Linked DNA regions of Homo sapiens: region 1 is linked to region 2. The links are chromatin loops, found by intact Hi-C in ENCODE. Cell type or tissue: prostate gland. All regions are shown on one strand. Links, peaks and the distances in the headings refer to the core of each region. The heading gives the core; the rest is flanking DNA. Region 1 has its middle 23 kb from the start of FOXB2. Region 2 has its middle 12 kb from the start of GCNT1.

Region 1 (2,918 bases), core at 268-2,767, 550 kb before region 2:
GTCTGTTTATTGGTTTTTTTTTTTTTTTTTTTGAGACGGAGCTTCACTCTTGTTGCCCAGGCTAGAGTACAGTGGTGCCATCTCGGCTCACTGCAACCTCTGCTTCCTGGGTTCAAGCAATTCTCCTGCCTCAGCCTTTCGAGTAGCTGGGATTAACAGGTGCATGCCACCATGCCCCGCTAATTTTTGTATTTTTAGTAGAGACAGGGTTTCACCATGTTGGCCAAGCTGGTCTTGAGCTCCTGACCTCAGGTGATCCTTGGCCTCCCATAGAGCTGGGATTACAGTGTGAGCCACTGCTCCTGACCTTTTTTTGTTCTTTTAAAAAATAGGTCCAGGTATATTCAGGTTGAAAGAACTGATTAGAGTTTATGATTTGACTAGCCCAGAAGTTTTTTTCTTTTAAAACCAACTTTATTGAGGTACAATTTACACCAAATACAAATGCACTAATTTAAAATGTGTACTTCAGTTGGGTGAGGTGGCTCATGCCTGTAATCTCAGCAATTTGGGAGGCCGAGGTGGGAGAATCAGTTGAGCTCAGGAGTTCAAGACCAACCTCAGCAATATGACAAAATCTCATCTCTACAAAAAATACAAAAATTAGCCAGATGTGGTGGTGCGTGCCTGTAGTCTCAGCTACTCAAGAGGCTGAGGTGGGAGGATTGCTTGAACCTGGGTGATCGTGGCTGCAGTGAGCTGTGATCATGCCACTGTACTCTAGCCTGGGCTAGAGTGAGACCCTATTTCAAAAAGAAAAAATAATAAAATAATATAAAATAAAATGTATAGTTCAATGGGTTTTGACAAATGTTCAATGGGTTTTGACAAGTGTGTGTGGCTGTGCCATCAACATCACAATCAAGATCTAGAACATTTGCATCAGTCTAAAATGTTCCCCTGGGCCCACTGGAAGTTCCTCCTGTCCCAGGCAATCAGTGAGGTGATTTCTATCAGCATAGGGTAGTTCTGCCTGTTCTGGACCTTCATGTAAAAGGAATAAATGGAACTTTACACATGTACTATTTTATGTCTGGCTTGTTTTGCTCAGCGCAGTGTTTTTGGGATTCATTATTTTTGTTATGTGTATCACCAGCATCAGTAACAGAATCCTTTAAAAAAAATCTTTCGGTTAACTCAGTCAAAATGTCAACCATTATTTGTACATTATAAATTAATAATATATGCACTTTGAAATGTGTTTGTTTTTGGAAAAGCAGCTCATAGGTGAGGAGTACCACCAAGCTCTAAAATATTTGAGTAGCCATGAGTAATTGTGTAATTGTGAGGACTGGGGAACAGTGGGAAGACTGGCTGCAGTGCTGGCCCTGCCACTGACTGAGTTTGAGCAAGGCCCATCACCAACTGGGACTCAGTTTCCCCAAAAGGACCAGTCTTTGCTGTCTCCTGAGGCCCATCGTACATCTGACACACATACTGTTTTGGGGATGGCCACTGAGCAGCGGGGCCAGCAGAGGGAGCAGGAGTCAACAGATGAGCTGCAGAGCTGGGCCAGCACCTTGAAGGGGCCTCTGGGACACAGGCCACCGCAGGCACCACCTCGTTCCAGAGCTCAGCATGTTCCCGTGGTGGACTGAGTTTTAAAGTGACTTATGACTTTAGATATGACTTTGCAAAGAGATTTCTTATTAGGGCGAGCTTGAAGGTTCTTTCTTTTTATTTTTTTTGTAATCTAAAAAAGATCTTACTGCCAACAAAAGGGGGGCATAAACAAGAGATCTCTGTGTGATCTTAGAAGCAAATACAATAGATTCACATTCAAAATTTATTTACATTAACCTTTAGAATAAATTAACTTTTAATGGTCATTACCCTAGAGAAGAATTGTACAAAAATGTCAAAAGGGCCTCTTTGGAGTATACAACAGGGTGTGTGTAGGTTATGTATAAATACTATGCCATTTTATATAAGAGACTTGAACATCAGGAATTTTGGTATCCAGGAAGGGTTCTGGAATCAATTCCCCTAAAATACCAACGGATGACTGTATAGAATTGTCAAAAATAAATTATTTTATAATATGCCATGGTCTAAAAATAGTAGTGAGTTTTTAAAAGCCATAACCTGATTTGCCTCTGAGGCCCTCTCTGTAAGCATAGTTAAAGGGACATTTCATCTGAGAAATTACCCTTGCCTACCATCCCTACACTGTTAGCTCACAGAGTTATTTCTGTTCTCTGTTTCCTTTGCTTCTATAGCCATAACTGATATTGCATGAAATATTTGTGGTCTTATATTTGCTCCCCCAATGCTTCTCTTTATAATATTGAACCACCCAAAACCAGAGAGGGGAATTAGGATGCATGTGGCTTGCTGAGAAACATCCTATAGACATTTAGGATAGCTTCAGAGTACCACCTCTACCTCTCCCACAACAAAACATTGTCTTGGAACAACCACGTTGATGAAAAGTTTTGTGATTTTCTAACTCAGCAATATGACACATACAAATAGGGAGGGTAAATATACTATAAATGGCATTTTCCAGGTAAAATTAGAAGAGTACTAAAAAGGCAAGTTGTAAAAAGGAAGCTTTTGCTGAGACTCCTGGAAGGAGCAGAAGGAAGGGGGTGAGGGTAGCGAGAAGAAAATAAGGCTGGGCGCGGCGGCTCACACTTGTAATCCCAGCACTTTGGGAGGCTGAGGCAGACAGATCACTTGAGCTCAGGAGTTTGAGACCAGCCCAGGCAACATGGTGAAACCCCATCTTTATTAAAAATACAATAAATTAGCTGGGCATTGTGACTCGTGCACGTAGTCCTAGCAGGAGGGAGGCTGAGGTAGGAGAATCGCTTGAACCCAGGAGGCGGAGATTGCAGTGAGCTGAGATTGCATCACTGCACTCCAGCCTGGGCAACAGAGTAAGACTCCATCTCAAAACAAAACAAAGAAACAAA
Region 2 (2,918 bases), core at 239-2,738:
ACCAGCAAAAACAAGTTAAAAGAAGTACCTGTCTGAATGGATCAACAAATTGCAGCATATCATATTAAAATAATGGAATGACATTTAAGAAAGCAAAATTGATTCACACTTCAACATGGATGAATCTCCAGACCTTATGTGGAGATAAAGATGCCAAACACGAAAGAGTACAGACCGTTTGATTCATGTTTATGTATCTGAAATTCTGGAAGAGGCAAATCTAATCTATAGTGACAGAAAGGAGAGCAGTTGTTGCTGGGGCTGAGTGTGGGGAGAGGAGGGCATTTGCTTTTTGGGGTGATAGAAATGTTCTTTATCTTGATTGTGGTAATAATTGCCTGGGTTAGTAGGTTGGTCAGAAGTCATGGAACTATACACCTAAACAGCTATATTTTATTAAACCATGCCTCAATAAGATTTTTTTGCTGCTGTTGTTGTTTTGAGGTGGGGTCGTACTCTGCAACCCAGGCTGGAGTGCAGTGGCATGATCACAGCTCACTGTAGCCTCAGTCTTCTGGGCTCAAGCCATCCTCCCACCTCAGCCTCCCAAGTACCTGGGACTACAGGTACGTGCCACCACACCTGGCTAATTTTTGTATTTTTTGTAGAGATAGGGTTTCACCATGTTGCCCAGGCTGGTCTCAAACTCCTGGGCTTAAGTAATCCGCCTGCCTCGGGCTCCCAGAGTGCTTGGATTACAGGCGCGAGCCACCGCGCCTGGCTGTGTGTATATATATATATAAAGTGTCTGTTAGTAAAGACTAGAGGGGTAAACAGAAAGCAGACAGCATGTGTTGAGCAAAATCTGGACTCGCTGAGTTTGCAGTGATGATAAACTTTCAGAGTAGAGGCTCTCCAGGCTTCTCAAAGTATTCCTGGACTCAGTGATTCCTATCTGGAAGCCATCTGGACAAAGACGGCTGGCACAGCCATGCCACTAAATGCACTCTTTTGAGGGTAAGAGTGCATAGAAGTTGTGAGGCATTTTCAGTTTCAGGAATCCAGCACAGCAAAGGAAGATGACAGGGTCAGGGCGTACTGGACACAGGGATTGTGGACTGACATGCTAAAGAAGACGGATGAGCCAGGGGGCTCACAGAGTTTTTTTAAAGCTGAGCACCAAAATGCCTATGCTAAATGAACAAGAATGTTCTAGATATAAAAATTATTTAATAAACATCCTCCATACTGACTTGTAAATATTGCGTGAAGTGTGGCAGAGGCCCCCTCTGGTGGTAGTGTGCAAAATCACATGTATAACTATAAAAAAGTTAAGAAATAGGGTGAAAATCAGTCCTAGTGTTTACATACATTAGATGTTAGAGGTATATACTAAAGAGGCAGTTTAGGCTGGGCACAGTGGCTCATGCCTGTAATCCCAGCACTTTGGGAGGCTGAGGCAGCCCGATCGCTTAAGCCCAGGAGTTTAAGACCAGCCTGGGCAACATGGTGAAACCTCTCTCTACAAAAAAATAAAAATAAAAATTAGCTGGGGCGTGGTGGTGCACACCTATGGTCCCAGCTATTAAGGAGGCTAAAGTGGAAGGATTGCCTGAGCCCGGGAGGTTGAGGCTGCAGTGAGTGGTGATCAAGCCACTGCACTCCAGCCTGGGTGAGAGTGAGATCTGTCTCCAAAAAAGAAAAAGAAGAAAAAGAAAAAAAGAAAAGGAAGAAGCAATTCAGCAATATCCACATACCATCCATATCTGTTCTTTTTTTTTTTTTTTTTTTTTTTTTTTTTGACACAGGGTTTCACTCTGCCCAGGATGTAGTGCAGTGGCACGCTCCCAGCTCACTGCAGCCTCAATCTCCTGGGCTCAGACAATCCTCCTACCTCAGCCTCCCAAGTAGCTGGGATTACAGGTGGACGCTACCATGCCCAGTTAATTTTTGTATTTTTTGTAGAGATGAGGTATCACCATGTTGGCCACGTTGGCCTCAAACTCCTGGACTCGAGTGATCTGCCCGTCTCAGCCTCCCAAAGTGCTGGGATTACAGGCATGAGCCACTGTGCCCAGCCTAAACTGCCTCTTTAGTATGTACCTCTAACATCTAATGTATGTAAACACCAAGCCACTATGCTTGGCCCATATATGTTCTTTACTTTGCTTCTTCTCACTTAACACGTTTGGAAAATCATTCCATATTAGTTTATATAAAGCCTCTTTGTTCTTTTCAGTGTCTATCCAGTACGGGGCTATGCCATGATATTCAAATAGTTCCCTAATGGCCATTCCAGTTGTTTCCAGTTTTTTGCTATTATAAACAATGCTACAGTGAATGTCTTCACACATATATAAAACATATGTGTAGTATTAATTGCCGTAAGTGGTATTGCTTGGTCAAAATGTATGTGCATTTAAAAAGTTGATAGGTCTCACCCTCTGTGTGGGGGAAGATGATTGGCAATAGATACCATCAGACACAGGCAAAAGAAACAAGTTCCTTAGACCTTGATAAAGGATAGGAGAATTTAAACTCTAAGAAGATTGCATGGAGCGGGAGTTTTGGCAGCCGTCTTTTCCACAAGGGCAAACTTCCCTGGGTGCTGTGTGCTGGCTCCCATCAGCTTCTGCAAAAACTCTCCTTGTCTTACACCCTCTATATGTTCTGGAGACCCTGGCTATGTTCCTGACCAGAGAAGGGCACTGGAGTCACTCCAGTGCATTCCTGCATAATCTCTGCAAGGGAGACTTGAAGGTCAGTTTCCCAGGGTAAATTTTCTAGATAGATGATCCCCTAGGAACTCCCAGGCCTTAAGCTTCCTGATGACTCTTCATGTCTTCCACAGAGAAATTGTTCCAATTTACATTCTCACCAGCAATGTGTGACTTCCTGTTTCCCCCACACACTCACCAACAGAGCAAATTATCACAGGTTTTAAAAATAATATTTATTGATTTATTTAGGAAATGGGG

What was found. Hi-C counts contacts between places; a loop is a spot of excess contacts. Peaks named below come from ENCODE experiments on the same cell type or tissue, not always from the same donor. Only the 100,000 strongest peaks of a DNase experiment are listed, where the experiment ranks them.
Region 1: a loop joins it to region 2, with 4 times the contacts of the local background. A loop is called at or near these places in 12 of 110 quality-filtered maps.

Annotation. Positions count from the first base shown.
Region 1 is chr9:76,995,465-76,998,382 of GRCh38, reverse strand. No RefSeq gene overlaps it. Among named protein-coding and RNA genes, the nearest start is that of FOXB2, 23 kb to the left of the region's middle. In prostate gland, for the core only: a CTCF peak has its summit at 1,449 (motif pointing right); a DNase peak (open chromatin) is centred at 1,488.
Region 2 is chr9:76,445,975-76,448,892 of GRCh38, reverse strand. It overlaps a transcript of GCNT1 not described here. Among named protein-coding and RNA genes, the nearest start is that of GCNT1, 12 kb to the left of the region's middle. In prostate gland, for the core only: a CTCF peak has its summit at 1,238 (motif pointing left); a DNase peak (open chromatin) is centred at 1,232.